2 separate regions of the Homo sapiens genome follow, and region 1 is linked to region 2. Evidence: read pairs that join two places in POLR2A ChIA-PET (ENCODE). Cell type or tissue: PC-9. All regions are shown on one strand.

Evidence for each region. Peaks named below come from ENCODE experiments on the same cell type or tissue, not always from the same donor. Only the 100,000 strongest peaks of a DNase experiment are listed, where the experiment ranks them.
Region 1: POLR2A ChIA-PET joins it to region 2 with 11 read pairs; 2 of 35 experiments call an interaction of 5 or more read pairs at or near these places.

Annotation. Positions count from the first base shown.
Region 1 is chr5:134,027,888-134,035,887 of GRCh38, forward strand. It overlaps a transcript of VDAC1 not described here. Among named protein-coding and RNA genes, the nearest start is that of VDAC1, 27 kb to the left of the region's middle. RefSeq lists an enhancer at 2,774-2,873. In PC-9, no CTCF peak of the experiment used is centred here; DNase peaks (open chromatin) are centred at 1,464, 2,044 and 4,314; H3K27ac peaks cover 4,993 bases.
Region 2 is chr5:133,059,864-133,067,863 of GRCh38, forward strand. HSPA4 (heat shock protein family A (Hsp70) member 4) reads left to right here. Exons shown (of 19, transcript NM_002154.4): 2 at 5,117-5,174; 3 at 7,554-7,694. Among named protein-coding and RNA genes, the nearest start is that of HSPA4, 12 kb to the left of the region's middle. In PC-9, no CTCF peak of the experiment used is centred here; DNase peaks (open chromatin) are centred at 4,358 and 5,828; H3K27ac peaks cover 3,028 bases.

The DNA.
Region 1 (8,000 bases), 970 kb after region 2:
AGTCTCCCAAGTAGCTGGGATTACAGGCGCCCACCACCATACCCTGCTAATTTTTGTATTTTTAGTACAGACAGGGTTTCACCATGTTGACCAGGCTGCTCTCAAACTCCTGACCTCAGGTGATCTGCCTGCCTTGGCCTCCCAAAGTGCTGAGATTACAGGCATGAGCCACTGTGCCTGGCCATGTCCAGGTATTTCTATAGCATTTTAGCCATCCTTTGAGTGTGTGTATACATTTATATATTTATTTATTTATTTATTTAGAGACAGAGTCTCACTCTGTTGCCCAGGCTGGAGTGCAGTGGTGCCATCTCGGCTCACTGCAACCTCCACCTTCCAGGTTCAAGCAATTCTCCTGCCCCCACCTCCCAAGTAGCTGGGAGTACAGGGACCCGCCACCATGCCTGGCTAATTTTTGTCTTTTTAGTAGGGACAGGGTTTCACCATGTTGGCCAGGCTGGTCTCGAACTCCTGACCTCAGGTGATTCGCCTGCCTTGGCCTCCCAAAGTGCTGGGATTACAGGTGTGAGCCACTGCACCCTGCCCTGAGTGTGTATTTTGTATTGTGAGTTTTTTCTTCCATGTTGCTATGTAGGCTTGGTGATCATCATTTATAACAGTGTTCAATGTTTCATTGCACTGAGGATTTTCTAAATGGTTCTCTAACTGTTGTTCATTTCTTCTGTGGGAGGGAACATCCAGTCATCTAACAATGCTCAGCTCACTAATTCCTCTGGCCTGGCATTGCTCTTCCTCCTCCTTCCCTCCCGTGAATGCCTCCTGAGGTAGGTGGGATGACCGTCATTTCACAGTGGGAAGGGACCTTGCGGCCAGCCAAACCACTGGTAGGCAAATGTGACTGTACATCAGGGATCATTGATCCCTCAGCCAAGTACAGATTCCTAGGCCCTGTATCATCTGCCCAATCAGATGGGACAGTATGGAAGGTTTAAAATATGTCCACATATTCTTTGACAATCCTCCCTTCAGAAGGCAGTTGCTAATTCCCCTGTCCTTGAATGTGGACCACAGCACTCTCCTGGATCCCTCATCCTAGGAAAAGATGGCGGCCATGTCATAAGGACACTCAAGCAGCCCTGGAAGAGGCCCATGTTGGGTGGAACTGAGCCCTCCTAGCAGCAGTAGGGTGACCAATCGTTCTGGTTTGTCTAGGACAGTTCCAGTTTTCACACTGAAAGTCCCACATCCTAGGGAACCTCTTAGTCCTAGGCAAACAGAAGTGGGTGCCCATCTAACATCTAGCACCAACTGGCCAGCCATGTGAGTGAGCCACCTTGGAGGAGGCTCCTTCTGCCCCAGCGAAGCCTTCAGATGGCTGCCCCTGACCAACCTCTTGATTGCAGCTTCATGAGAGACTCTGTGCCTAACAGCACAGCTGAGTCACCCAAGAACTCCTGACCTACAGAAAATATGTGGGGTAATAAAGGTTGATCATTGTTTTAAGCCACTGCACTTTGGGGTAATTTATTATGCCACAATATATAAGTAATACACTCAGGAATCTGTATTTTGTCACACTGTTGGGTAATTGGGCTTATGAATCAGCATTTGTGAACCACAGATCTGGTCTTATTCCCTAAAGCAGCACTTTCCAATAGAACTTTCTGCAATGATAGAACAGCCGTGCATCTGTGCTGTGCAATTTGATGGTCACTAGGCAAACGTGGCTATTGAGCATTCAAAATGTGGCTGATATGACTGAGGAACTAACTTTTTAATTTGATTTAATTTTAATAAATTAAACTTGACATTTAAATAGCACATGTGTAGGATTCCATTTATGTAACATTCTTGAAATGACAAAAGTAGGGAGATAGAAAACAGATTAGTGGTTACCAAGGGTTAGGGATGGTGGGAAAAGGGCGGTGGGAGTGACTATAAAAGGATAGCCTGTGGGAGGTCTTTGAGATGCTGGGATAGTTCTGTATCACGATTAGGTGGTAGTTACATAAATCTACACATGTGAGAAAATGGCACAGAACTATACACACACATTGTACTAACATCAACTTCCTGGTTTTGATATTGCGCTACAGTAATGTAAAATGTAACCCCTTGGGAAAACTGGGTGACAGGTACGTGAGACCTCTCTCAACTACTTTTTGCAACTTCCTGGAAATCTATAATTATTTCAATAGAAAAAGGAAAAAGGCCGGGCACGGTGGCTCACACCTGTAATCCCAGCACTTTGGGAGGCTGAGGCTGGTGGATCACCTGAGGTCAGGACTTTGAGACCAGCCTGACCAACATGGAGAAACCCTATCTCTACTAAAAACACAAAATTAGCCGGGCGTGGTGGTGCTTGACTGTAATCCCAGCTACTTGGGAGGATGAGGCAGGAGAATCGCTTGAACCTGGGAGGTGGAGGTCCGCGGTGAGCAAGATCGTGCCATTATACTCCAGCCTGGGCAACAAGAGTGAAACTCCATCTCAAAAAAAAAAAGAGAAAAAAATGTTAATATGAAATAAGCATTACATAGCACATATGGCTAGTGCCCATCATGTTGGACAGGGAGGCCCCAGTAATGCATAGAGCCTTCTGCAAAATCTCCTAGTCATTCAGAACTTCCAGTGGCAGAGAGCTCACCTCCTCACAAGGTTCTGTTTGAAAGCTCTAATAATAAGAAAGCTCAGACCAGCAGGTTTCAGTAAGGGTAGAAAAGTTTTCCCCTCAGCATTCTTTCTTTCTTTCTTTCTTTTTTTTTTGAGATGGAGTCTCACTCTGTCGCCCAAGCTGGAAGCTGGAGTCCAGTGGTGACAGCGATCTCAGCTCACCGCAACCTCCATCTCCCAGGTTCAAGTGATTCTCCTGCCTCAGCCTCCTGAGAATCTGGGATTACAGGCCTCTGCCACCACATCTGGCTAATTTTGTATTTTTAGTAGGGGTTTTTTAGGGGTTTTACCATGATGGTCAGGCTGGTCTTGAACTCCTGACCTCAAGTGATCTGCCCACCTTGGCCTCCCAAAGTGCTGGGATTACAGCCGTGAGCCACTGCTCCCAGCCTCTCTGCAGCTTTCTGTTTGTGCTAGAATCATGAATTATGCCTAGATTTGCTGGAACAAGGCCCCTTCCCTAGGGATCCCAAGGGACCCAACAACAGTAATGTTACAGCTACCACTTCCATTACCATCACTTGCCACTCATGAGACAGACTACAGGGACCTCACACTTTTGCCCTCAGGTGGTCCTGGATGACCACCTGGTGTGGGGATCATTAACCTTGGAAGAAGCCATTTGCAGTCCATTCCAGCTGATCAAGAAAGAACTAAATCCAACATAGGATTTTAGACAGTAAGGAACATTGAAGACCTCCTGGTTTTATCCCTACCTTTCATATATGGGAAAATGAAGACTTAGAGTAAGTCTACAGGGATTAAATTTACTTAGTTAAAAAAAAAATGTGTTACCTGTGGTAGACTAAATACTGACCCCCAAAGATATACAGGTCCTAATCCTCAGAATCTGTGAATGCTGCCTTGTATGGCTTAAGGGACTTTGCTGACACAAAATAAGAATTTTGAAATAGGGAAATTATCCCAGGAGGCCCTAAATGCAATCACAAGTCTGTTTATAAGAGGGAGACAGGAGATTCTATACAGAATGCAATGTGACCAGGAAAGTAAGATGCTACTCTGGGCCGGGTACAGTGGCTCACACCTGTAATCCTAGCACTTTGGGAGGCCGAGGCAGGTGGATTGTCTGAGCTCAGGAGTTCAAGACCAGCCTCAAAACCCCATCTCTACTAAAATACAAAAAATTAGGCCAGGCGCAGTGGCTCATGCCATAATCCCAGCACTTTGGGAGGCTGAGGCAGGCGGATCACTTGAGGTCAGGAGTTTCAGACCAGCCTGGCCAACATGGCGAAACCCCATCTCTACTAAAAATACAAAAATTAGCTGGGAATGGTGGCAGGTGCCTGTAATCCCAGCTACTTGGGAGGCTGAGGCAGGAGAATCGCTTGAACCTGGGAGGTGGAGGTTGCATTGAGCCGAGATTACACCACTGCACTCCAGCCTCGGTGACAGAGCGAGACCCCATCTCAAAAAAAAAAAAAAAAAAGAACAAAAAAATTAGCTGGGTGTGGTGTCATGCACCTGTAGTCCCAGCTACTTGGGAGGCACGAGAATTGCCTGAACCCGGGAGGTGGAGGTTGCAGTGAGCCAAGATTGTGCCACTGCACTCCAGCCTGGGCCACAGAGCGAGACTCTGCCTCACAAAAAAAAAAAAAAAAAAAAGCTACTCTGCTGGCTTTGAAGACACAGGAAGAGACTAAGAGCCAAGGAATGCAAGGAGTACAGCTCTAGAAACTGGAAAAGGCAAGGAAACAGATTCTCTCCTAGAGGCTCAGACAAACCCTGACAAACCTTGGTTCTGGTCAAGTTAAACCATTTCAGACTTGTGGCCCAAGAACAGCAAGACAATGAATGTGTGTGGTTTTAAGCCAATAAATGTATGGTAATTTGTTACAGCAGCAATAGGAAACCAATATATTACCTAACAAATCCACATCTGCACTTACCTTTGACCCACCAACCCACTCCTAGGATTTCACTCTGAAGATACACCTCCAACATTACAAAGCATACATGTGCAAGATTATTCTGTGCAAAATTGTTTATAATTGCTGAATACTGGAAATTATCTAAATGTCCATGCATGGAAGAATGGTTGAATGAGCCACGGTATGACCCCACAATGGAGTAGTATGCAGCTATAAATAGAAAGAGGAAACGAATACAAATTGATTCCCAAGAGATATTAACTGGAAAGAGAAAAATACAAAAGAGTATGTATGGTATGCTCCTTTTCATGTAAGAAAGAAGAGGATATAAAGAAATAAAGCCAGGAGCAGTGGATCACACCTGTAATCTCAATGCTTTGGGCAGCCGAGGTAGGAGGATCACTTGAGGCCAGGAGCTCAAGTCCAGCCTGGGCAACAGAGTGAGACTCTTTCTCTACAAAATAAAACAAAATAATGCCAGGTGCAGTGGTACATGCCTGTAGTTCCAGCTACTCAGGAGGCTGGGACAGGAAGATTGCTTGAGCCCAGAAAGTCAAGGCTATGATTGTACCTCTGCACTCCAGCCTGGGGGCAGAGTGAGAGCCCCATCTCAAAAAAGGAGAGGGGAGGGGACGGGAAGGGAGGAGAGGAGAGGAGAGGAGAGGAAACGAGAGAGAGGAGAGGGAAAAAGAGAAAGAAAATATACATGTATATGCTCAAGGAAATCTAGGAAGTAGAAACTAATTTTTTTTTTTTTTTTTTTTTGAGACGGCGTCTGGCTCTGTCACCCAGGCTGGAGTGCAATGGCGTGATGTCGGCTCACTGCAATCTCCACCTCCCGGGTTCAAGCGGTTCTCTTGCCTCAGCCTCCCAAGTAGCTGGGGCTACAGGCGCCCACCAGCATGCCCGGCTAATTTTTATATTTTTAATAGAGACGGGGTTTCACCACGTTGGCCAGGATGGTCTCGATCTCCTAACCTCGTGATCCGCCCGCCTCGGCCTCCCAAAGTGCTGGGATTACAGGCATGAGCCACCGCACCCGGCCACGGAGAAGCTAAATATAAATAAGGTTTCTTGGCCTAGAGCGGCAGGCAGGTGCTTATAGAATAGCAAGAATGAGGAAATGTGAATGGATAGAAGTCATGCTGGGGGAGCTCCACTTTTGTATTTCCGGGTCTTAAAACTATGGCAGTATTTCACGTACCAATAATACTAATTAATTAATTAATTAAAATCAATCAGGAAGTGGGTGAGCCCAAAATGGAAAAAAAAAAAAAAGTAAAAAAAGAGTCGAAATATAGGCCGGGTGCGATGGCTCACGCCTGTAATCCCACCACTTTGGGAGGCCAAGGCGGGCGGATCACGAGGTCAGCAGATCGAGACCATCCTGGCTAACACGGTGAAACCCCGTCTCTACTAAAAATACAAAAAATTAGCCGGGAGTGGTGGCAGGCGCCTGTAGTCCCAGCTACTTGGGAGGCTGAGGCAGGAGAACGGCATGAACCCGGGAGGCGGAGCTTGCAGTGAGCCGAGATCGCACCACCGCACTCCAGCCTGGGCAACAGAGCGAGACTCCGTCTCAAAAAAAAAAGAAAAGAACCGAAATATATTAGAAATAAATAATAGAACCAGCCACGTGAAAAAGGTGGGGAAGAAAAAAGCTAATCTATGTAACTTTGGGAAGCATTATTTGATTATGCATTGGTAAGACTAAAGACAAAAAGATCAAGGCACATGTTCTCAGGATCTCCTGAGGGCTGTGTCACGCGCAAAAAAAAAAAATAAAAAGAACTCTACACATATATGTTAGTATATTTGTTTTTCAGAAGAATATCGGCTAGCAATTTGAAGCTACTTTCTGTGTGGAGCAGATTGTGTCCCCCAAAAGACAAGCCTAAGTCCTCACCCCTAGAGCCTGTGAATGTGACCTTCTTTGGAGACAGGATTTTCACAGATACTATCATTAAGTAAAGGATCTTGAAACGAGGGTGGGCCCCTAGCTCCAGTGACCAGTGTTCTCTGGAGAGAAAGGAGATGCGTGACACAGGCCCTGCCAAGGTGGAGGCAGAGATCCAAGCGACGCGTCCACTAGCCCGGGAAGCCCAGAATGCCACGCGCCGGACGCTAGGAAGAGGCCGGGATAGGGTTTTCTCCCAGAGCCCGCAGCAGGAAACAAACACGCCTTTTCGGGCACTTTGATTTTGTACTGCTAGTCTCGAGGGTTGTGAGAAAATAAAATTTTGTGTTTGACGCCACCCAGCTTGTGGTAACTTGTGCGGCCCTGGGACACTAATGCAAGGTGCATGCTGGGACCGAGCTGGTGAATAAACATGGCGGACAGTGAGAGCCAGGTTTCCACTATGGAGGAAAGGAGCTGCGAGTAAGGAAAGGAGCTGCGAGTAAGGAAAGGAGCAAGGTTAAAATGAACCCTGTGGTGTTGAATTGGAATCTCAGGTATCGGTATACATTCATGATGTTTTCCTCTGACAACTGATCGTAGGGAGAAAAATTCATGGTTTTTATGGTAGATGGAGAGAGGGGGGACATGTAGAAATGGATATAGATGTGCATGTATATGTCTGTCTGAACATACACTTCCTAGCTCTGTCCACCGAGAGGGCCTAGGAGCAACGACACTCCCAACAATGAGGACATCTAATGCCCAGATCTCGGTTTCCAAGCACTGTGCTGCAATAGCAAGGACCAGGCTCTTGGAGAAATGGCTGGTCGCTGGGCTGAGGCAGGAGAAGTACAAGATGAACCTGGCACATCTTGCGGTCCTGGGAATTAAGGATGTGCTAAACAAAGTAATAAGCCAAATCTGGGACAATTTTTGTTGTGTTTTGTTTTTGAGACAAGTTCTCTCTGTTACCCAGGCTGGAGTGCAGTGGTGCCATCATCTCTTACTGCAGCCTCAACCTCACCAGCTCAAGTGATCCTCCCACTTCAGCCTCGCAAGTAGCTGGGACTACACGTGTGCACAACAAAACCCTGCTAATTTTTTAAAATATACGTTTTGTAGAAAAGAGGTCTCATCATTTTGCCCAGACTGGTCTTGAACTCCTGAGCTCAAGCAATCTGCCCACCTTGGTCTCCCAAAGTGCTGCGATTACAGGCTTAAGCCAACACACCAGCGAACATTTGAGCAACAAAATAAATAATAAAGGATGATAACCCACTGAATAAATGTCCATAAGTCCATACTGATGGAAATAAAAATCAATTAGATAAATGGAGAAGGGACAGCTCTTCCTTTCAAATTCCAACTAATAAATGCAGAAGGAATAATGCAAATAGAAAATCATCATTTGCCAGGCCCGGCCTTGTGGCTCACGCCTGTAATCCCAGCACTTTGGGAGGCTGAAGCAGGTGGGTCATGAGGTCAGGAGTTCAAGACCAGCCTGGCCAAGATGGTGAAACCCCGTCTCTACTAAAAACTACAAAAATTAGCCGGGCGCAGTGGCAGGTGCCTGAAAT
Region 2 (8,000 bases):
GAGAGGATTCCTGCCATGGATAGGGATCAGGGATGTAGACTGCAAGATTTGAAAGTTCTTGTTGACTGGAAAGTAGTAGGTATATTTCCTTTAAATATTCTTGTCTTGCTTATTCCGTGTCAAAATCCTCAATAATTCAGCCATTGAAGACTTTTCAGAGCATTTGTTGAGGAGAAGCAAACTGATTGTGGTATATCAGTTTTACTTTTTTTTTTTAGGACTTACTAGATTTATTAGGATTACATAGGAGTATTTACCTAAATGTTAATAGTGGCCCTCTGTGGTGGGGGGAGGGTTGTGGAAGTATATATAATTTTTATTTTTTTCTTCATACTTGTCTGTTTTCTAATTTTCTACAGTAAACTTGTACCAAGAAGCATTGACCTATGTTCTAGTGCTAGCGCTAATATTCAAGTTAATCTTTTTGAGTATTCATATCATTTAAATATTAGGTTTCTTTATGTAAGCCTTTAGTTTTCAAAATCCTTCAATTTGTGCTGTTATACTTTTTTTTTTTTGCGACGGAGTTCGCTCTGTCGCCCAGGCCGGAATGCAGTGGTGCAATCTCGGCTCACTACAATCTCTGCCTCCCCGGTTCAAGTGATTCTTCTGCCTCAGCCCCCTGAGTAGCTGGGATTACAGGCGCGTGCCACCATGCCTGGCTAATTTTTGTATTTTTAGTAGAGACGGGTTTCACCGTGTTGTCCAGGCTGGTCTCAAACTCCTGACCTCAGATGATCTGCCCACCTCGGCCTCTCAAAGTGTTGGGATTACAGGCCTGAGCCAGCGCGCCTGGTGCTGTTTTACATACTGACCCAATTCAGCAAATTGATCATATTCTGTTTTCAGTTGTCGTTTTTTAATGGAAGTAGGACTTTTTTTTAAAATCCCACATCAATAGATAATTTTAAAGGTAGCTGACTAGATTTCAGTTCCAGTAGGTGAAACAGGACTTTTTTTTTTTTTTTTTTTTTGAGACAAGGTCTCGCTCTGTCACTCAGGGTGGAGTGTAGTGGCATGATTTTAGCTCACTGCAACCTTGACTGCAAGAACTGAGTTTTAAATTTTATTTAATTTTAAATAATTTAAATTTAAATAGCCACATGTGGCTAGTGGCTACTTCATTAGACAGCATGTATCTGTAACTGAAGACCTCAGATTTTACATTTTTCATTAAGACTTGGTACGTGCACACACACAACTGAAAAGCTTCATTAAACAACAGTACTTTCACATGCAGTGCATACATGTGTTTTCTTTTCTTTTTTTTTTTTTTTGAGACGGAGTCTTGCCCTGTCACCCAGGCTGGAGTGCAGTGACGTGATCTCTCCTCACTGCAAGCTCCACCTGCTGGGTTCACGCCATTCTCCTGCCTCAGCCTCCCAAGTAGCTGGGACTACAGGCGCCCGCCACCATGCCTGGCTAATTTTTTGTATTTTTAGTAGAGATGGGGTTTCACTGTGTTAGCCAGGATGGTCTCGATTTCTTGATCTCGTGATCCACCCGCCTTGGCCTCCCAAAGTGCTGGGATTACAGGTGTGAGCCACCGCGCCCGGCCGTGTTTTCTAAGTTGCTGTTCATGACTTCTTCCAACCCCTGATTGATTTTAGACCCACACATGGGTTGTGACTTACGGCTTATAAAACATTGTTTTAGCAAGGGAAATAAATGTGTTAGTATTGATAATGTAATTCGGTTTGTGGTTGGTGTTAAGTAGAAATTAAACCAAGTCCAGTTTTAAGAGGTAAAAAGGATTACCACCCCTCCCCACCACCCGACTGAGTCTTGCTCTCTTGCCCAGGCTGGAGTGCAGTGGCGTGATCTTGGCTCACTACAACCTCCACATCCTGGGTTCAAGCGATTCTGGTGCCTCAGCCTCCCGAGTAGCTGGGACTACAGGCGTGTGCCACCACGCCTGGCTAATTTTTTTGTTTTTTGTTTTGTATTTTTAGTAGAGACAGAGTTTCGCCATGTTGGCCAGGCTGATCTTGAACTCCTGACCTCAGGTGATCTGCCTGCCTTGGCCTCCCTAAGTGCTGGGATTACAGACGTGAGCCACCGTGCCCGGTAAACGATTACTTTTTATTTGGGGGCTGGGGTGGGTTGAGAAGGCTTTACAGACAAAATAGGTGGAATTTCTAGAGAATACGTGAAGGTACTAAGCATTTCAGACGTCAAAAGTGACATAAGCAAAGCAGGAAGATTGGGATACTTTATTCAACTTGTGTTGATTGTGTGGATGAAATACAGCTGGAAAATGGGATTGGGTTGGGAGAGGCCTTAGGTTCCATATTAAGGAATATAGGTTTTATTTGTTGGTAGTTGGTTTTGTTTGGAAGGTAATTAGAAGCAAGACAGTTTCAGAGTTACTGACATAGAATAGGAAATTAACCCTTCAGCAGGATTTGCAGGAAAGTTGGGGATTGTAATTATTTTGAGGAGATAAAGGTTTGAAAAAGGGCTGCAGGAAACAATGGAAGATGAGTAACATTGCCTTTTAGTTATGTTGTGATTGGGGTCATGGTGGGATATACCTTAGAAATTTAGATCTGGTGGTATTTAGAAAGATGGAGGTGTGCCAATTATTAGGCTTATGCTAGGCAGCCTTTTTGAGGTGGAGGAAGTGGGTAAGATTGCCTTGGGCAATTTCCTAAAGGGTAATATGGGCTTTGAGAGGAGAGACATTTACGTGGTAGTGAGGATTTTTTTTTATTTATTTGCATCTAGTGTCTAAAACAGAGATTTTATTTGTTTTAGTGATTGGTGGCATAGTTGCAGAAAGGCTGAGCTTGACACCTTTGCTTTTGAGGGGCTACTCCCAGCACTTTCTAGGCCCAAAAGCTTAGGATTTGGAGGAATTCTGATGAGGTCCTAGGGTGTACCATGTTTGTTCTTCCTGTCATTTAATAGAAGTCATGGCTTCCTGTGGCTGCCCTGGGAGATTGGCTTACAGGGGTTCTTAGCCATTGGTTGTGAAGGACCACTGAAGCCCAGGGAGGCCCAGCATTCTGCCAGTTTCCACAGGGCTCTTAAGTTTATGTTTCTACCAAATCAGTAGTTCATCTAATTTAGTCAGATTTGGACCAAGGCAGTATGGTTCCAGAGCTCTTATTTACTCTGTTGACTTGGAAGAATTAGGAGTTCAGGGAGGATGAGAGTCAAAGCTTCAGACATCACCTAGAGTCCTGACTTCATTGCTTTCAGGTTGCATGACCCTGGATAAATTTATTTACTATCTTTTTTTTTTAAGGCAGGGTCTTGCTTGCTCTCTTCCCCAGGCTGGAGTGCAATAGCATGATCACAGCTTACTGCAGCCTCAGGCTCCTGGGTTCAGGTGATCCTCCTGCCTCAGCCACCCCCACCCCGTGACTGCCCCATAGCTGGGATTACAGGTGCTCACCACCATGCCCAGCTAATTTTTTTGTATTTTTTTTTTATAGAGACAGGGTTTCGCCATGCTGCCCAGGCTGGTCTTGAATTCCTGTACTCAAATGATCCACTTGCTTTGGCCTCCCAAAACGTTGGGATTACAGGCTTGAGCCACTGCGCCCAGCCAAATTTACTCTTTTTTTTGTTTTGTTTTTGAGACGGAGTCTCGCTGTTGTTGCCCAGGCTGGAGTGCAGTGGTGCGATCTTGGCTCACTGCAACCTCCGTCTCCCAGGTTCAAGTGATTCTCCTGCCTCAGCCTCCTGAGTAGCTGGGATTATAGGCGCCCGCCACCATGCCCAGCTAATTTTTTTGTATTTTTAGTAGAGACGGGGTTTGATCATGTGGGCGTGGCTGGTCTCGAACTCCAGACCTCAGGTGATCTGCCCGCCTCGGCCCCCCAAAGTGCTGGAATTACAGGCATGAGCCACCACGCTCGGCCAAAATTTACTTATACTTATTAATGCCCTTTTTTGTTTGTTTTGTTTTTGAGATAGGGTCTTGCTCTGTTGCCAGGCTGGAGTGCAGTGGCACAATCTCGGCTCACTGCAACCTCCGACTCCTTGGTTCAAGCAATTCTCCTGCCTCAGCCTCTTGAGTAGGTGGGATTACAGGCACATGCCACCACGCCCAGCTACTTTTTGTATTTTTAGTAGGGACAGGGTTTCACCATGTTGGCCTGGCTAGTCTCGAACTCCTGACCTCAGGTGATCCGCCTGCCTCAGCCCGCCAAAGTGCTGGGATTACAGGCGTGAGCCACTGCACTTTTTAAGCGTAAGCACAGAGTTTTTATTTAACCTTCAAGCAGGTTTCAGTTTCGCCTTTCTAAAAGAAGCAGTAAATGGATTAAATCAGGAGATTGTGTATGAATTGGTGATTTAGAAGAATGTTCAGAAGTGGGGTTAAAGTTCCTTGTCAGAAATTCTGAGTCCTGGCCAGGTGCGGTGGCTCACGCCTATAACGTCAGCATTTTGGGAGTCCAAGGTGGGTGAATCATCTGAGGTCAGGAGTTCGATACCAGCCTGACCAACATGGTGAAACTCCATCTCTACTAAAAATACAAAAATTAGCTGGGCGTGATGGTGCATGCCTGTAATCCCAGCTACTTGGGAGGCTGAGGCATGAAAATCACTTGAACCTGGGAGGCGGAGGTTGCAGTGAGCTGAGATAGGGCCACTGCAGTCCTGCCTAGGCAACAGAGTGAGACTCTTGGAAAAAAAAAAAAATTGAGTGCCTGGAAACTAGTTGTAGAAAAATTACTTTTTTACTTATTTAATAGGGCGAGAGTTGTTTTCAGGGTTTGTAGACTATATTCTTGGTGAAGTTGTGAGCTGTCTTAAAAATGTTAATTGATACATTGATGTGAGGGTACATTATTTTATACTGGGATTTTGAACAGGAGACTTGAAAAGTAATTAGAGGATGGTAGAGACTGTCTAGCCCACCTCTCTAGTATTCTAGACAGGTAGTTATCACATCAGATCTGTGCTCCAGCATGTAAATGACAGGACTCAGTTGTAAGAGGCAACCTGTTCCATGGACAGATTTACTCAATAGAAAGGTCAAAATCATAGATTTGTACCATTAAAATATATGGCATTTTAGCTGATACTCAGATCTTGCCTGCTATGCTTTTGGATTTATTATTGTAGTAAGATTTAATTCTTAAGTGCTTTTTTTGTCTTCTAGGGCTTGCATTTCTTTTGGTCCTAAGAATCGTTCAATTGGAGCAGCAGCTAAAAGCCAGGTAAAGTTTCATTTTTTTCCTAAAATGACTTATTTCTCCTCTTCATCCATGTGTTCAGCAAGTAGTTGAATGCCCATTATGTGCCTAACACTGGTAGGCCTTGGGAATACAACTGGCAGATACAGACCTCTTCTCTGTTCCCATGTACAGTCAGCCCTCAGAATTCCATGGGTTCTGCATCTGTAGATTCAAACAACTGTGGATCAAAAATATTTTTGGGAAAAAATACAACACTGGAACAATAAAAAATACAAATGAAAACAATCCAGTGTAACAACTACTTACATAGCATTTACATTGTATTAGGTGTTATAAGTAATCTAGAGACAACTTCAGGTATACAGGAGGATGTGCATAGGTTATAGGCCAATACTATGTCATTTTGTCTAAGGGACTTGAGCATCTGTGGATTTTGGTCTAATTCAAGGAGTGCCCTGGAATCAGTCCCCTGCAGATACCCAGGAACCACTGCTTCAGTGAGAAGCACCTGGCCTTAAAATAGCATTAGCAGTATAATCTGTTTAATGCAAACTGCCAGGGTGTATTTTGTCCAGATCTTGTTAAGCAAGGCTTGCTTGTTCCTTGATATTTTACATGCTCCTTAAGTCTGTCTTGTTGGGCCTTTCATCTTACTCATATATAAGGTAAGTGTTGATCTTGTTAAACAAGTTTCTCAAGGAAGGAAAGCATACCTCTAGAAATACATTAAAGGACTTGCTTTTAGTTTACTCTGTAAACCAGGAACCTGACGTAGTTGCTGGTTTCTGAATAACCAGAGCAGCAGAACCCCAAGAGTTCTGTTATTCTAAGTGTCTGAGATATCTGTAAAATTAAGGAGTTGCATGTTTGACCTTCTTATGGTTCAGCCTGGAGCAACCCTATAGGGTGAATCTGTTTTTGAATGGGGCAGGGCCTAAAATTTATTAGCCTAAAAAAGTGGTGCTTGGCCAATTGGTTTTTAATTAAGTTGGATGTTTTATAGTTCATTTTCACAGTGTTCGAGATCTTTTAGGAGACAGCAGGTAGAAAATATTGGGCCATTTTGAAATCTCTTCCTTCTAAAATTTGAGCAAATCGCTCCTGTTTTTTAAACCTGCTTTTCATGATTGAGAGACAGTTACTATACTAAACTGGCTGCCCAGTTCTAGGTTGATACAGTTATTGTGTTACAGAGTTTCTGTTTGGCAGCTTGCTCGAGGAAGGCATGATTTGGGTGGCCTCATCTGTTTCATAAAAGGACTTCTGTGTGTTCCCTTTCATCTAGTTGATACAGGAGCTTACTACATCTCCTGCATTGGGAGGAGCAGCCTGTAAATCTTAAGCAGAAGGTCATTCTGGAATTTTTTGAATATTTTTGTCAGCATTTTCCCCTCATAAATTGTGATAGTTTATTCTAGAAGAATTAGAAAACATAGATAAAAAAGTGTAAGTCACCTGTTCAACCATTATCCAAAAATCATATAGACATTTGTCTTACCACCTTCTGAAAACTTTACCTGTTGATATTTCATTGTATGAATAGCCCATAATTTAAGCATTTCCCTGTTATTAACCATTTAGGCTGTTTCTAGGCGTCTGCTACTACAAATAATACTCTCCCAATATCCTTTTGTGTTCATTTTTGTGTACTTAGTATGATTTTTTTTTTCCCCTTTATGAGAAATTTGTTTCACTGGAATTTTTTTTCTTTTCTTTTTTCTTTTTTTTTTTTTTTTTGAGAGTGCAGTTTTTGAGAGTGCAGTGGCCCTGTCAGCGCAACCTCCACCTCCCAGGTTCAAATGATTCTCATGCCTCAGCCTCCTGAGTAGCTGGGGTTACAGGTGCGCACCACCATGCCTGGCTAATTTTTTGTATTTTTAGTAGAGACAGCGTTTCACCATGTTGGTCAGGCTGGTCTCGAGCTCCTGACCTCAAATGAGGCCCTGGCTTCTTTCAAAGTGCTGGGATTACAGGCGTGAGCCATGACACCCGGCCTTAACTAGAATTTCTAAATCAATTTATGTATTGCTGAGTTGGTTCCTGGAAACTTTCAACCATAAACTATGGGCAATTTTTAAAGGCTAAAAGTTATTTTATGTAAATGTTTATTAGAAGTTTAAGAACAGAAAATACTTATGCAAGTATAATGACCTGACTTCATGGGATATAGGAAGAGCAGGGCTCTATTTTTAGCCCTGCCACTCTGAGACCCATGCAAATCCCTCCTCCCTCACTTCGCATGCTAGTGGGCACCATTTAGAAAAGTTTAGGGTCTGAAGAAACCAAAACCAAGAAGGAGACTCTATATAAAGTTAAAATGTTGCTAATTTAATCTGAGGCTGTTGAAATAAAAAAAAAATTAGTAGTAGTCTTTCCACTCTTTGATATTCTTTCTCTTAGGTAATTTCTAATGCAAAGAACACAGTCCAAGGATTTAAAAGATTCCATGGCCGAGCATTCTCTGATCCATTTGTGGAGGCAGAAAAATCTAACCTTGCATATGATATTGTGCAGTTGCCTACAGGATTAACAGGTATAAAGGTAAGGTTGTCAGGTTAATGCCTTTTAATTAAAATGCATTATTATATTTTATCAGTTCAATATCTATCTGTACTTTTCTGATGTCAGATTGCAATGAAAATGCTTACAGTTGCTTAGGGAAAGCTTTTTTCTAGTAAAGACTATTTGACAATTTTTGAATGATCTGGATGTTGGTTGGGAGCCATGAGTGGTGCTCTTAATATGGGTTGGAGACCTGGGTAGTGATGGTTTGAAGTTAATACTGCCATTGCTGCTTGTTTTGCTCACTGATGCAGTGGGCTTTTTAGCATGATTTTAGGGAATGAC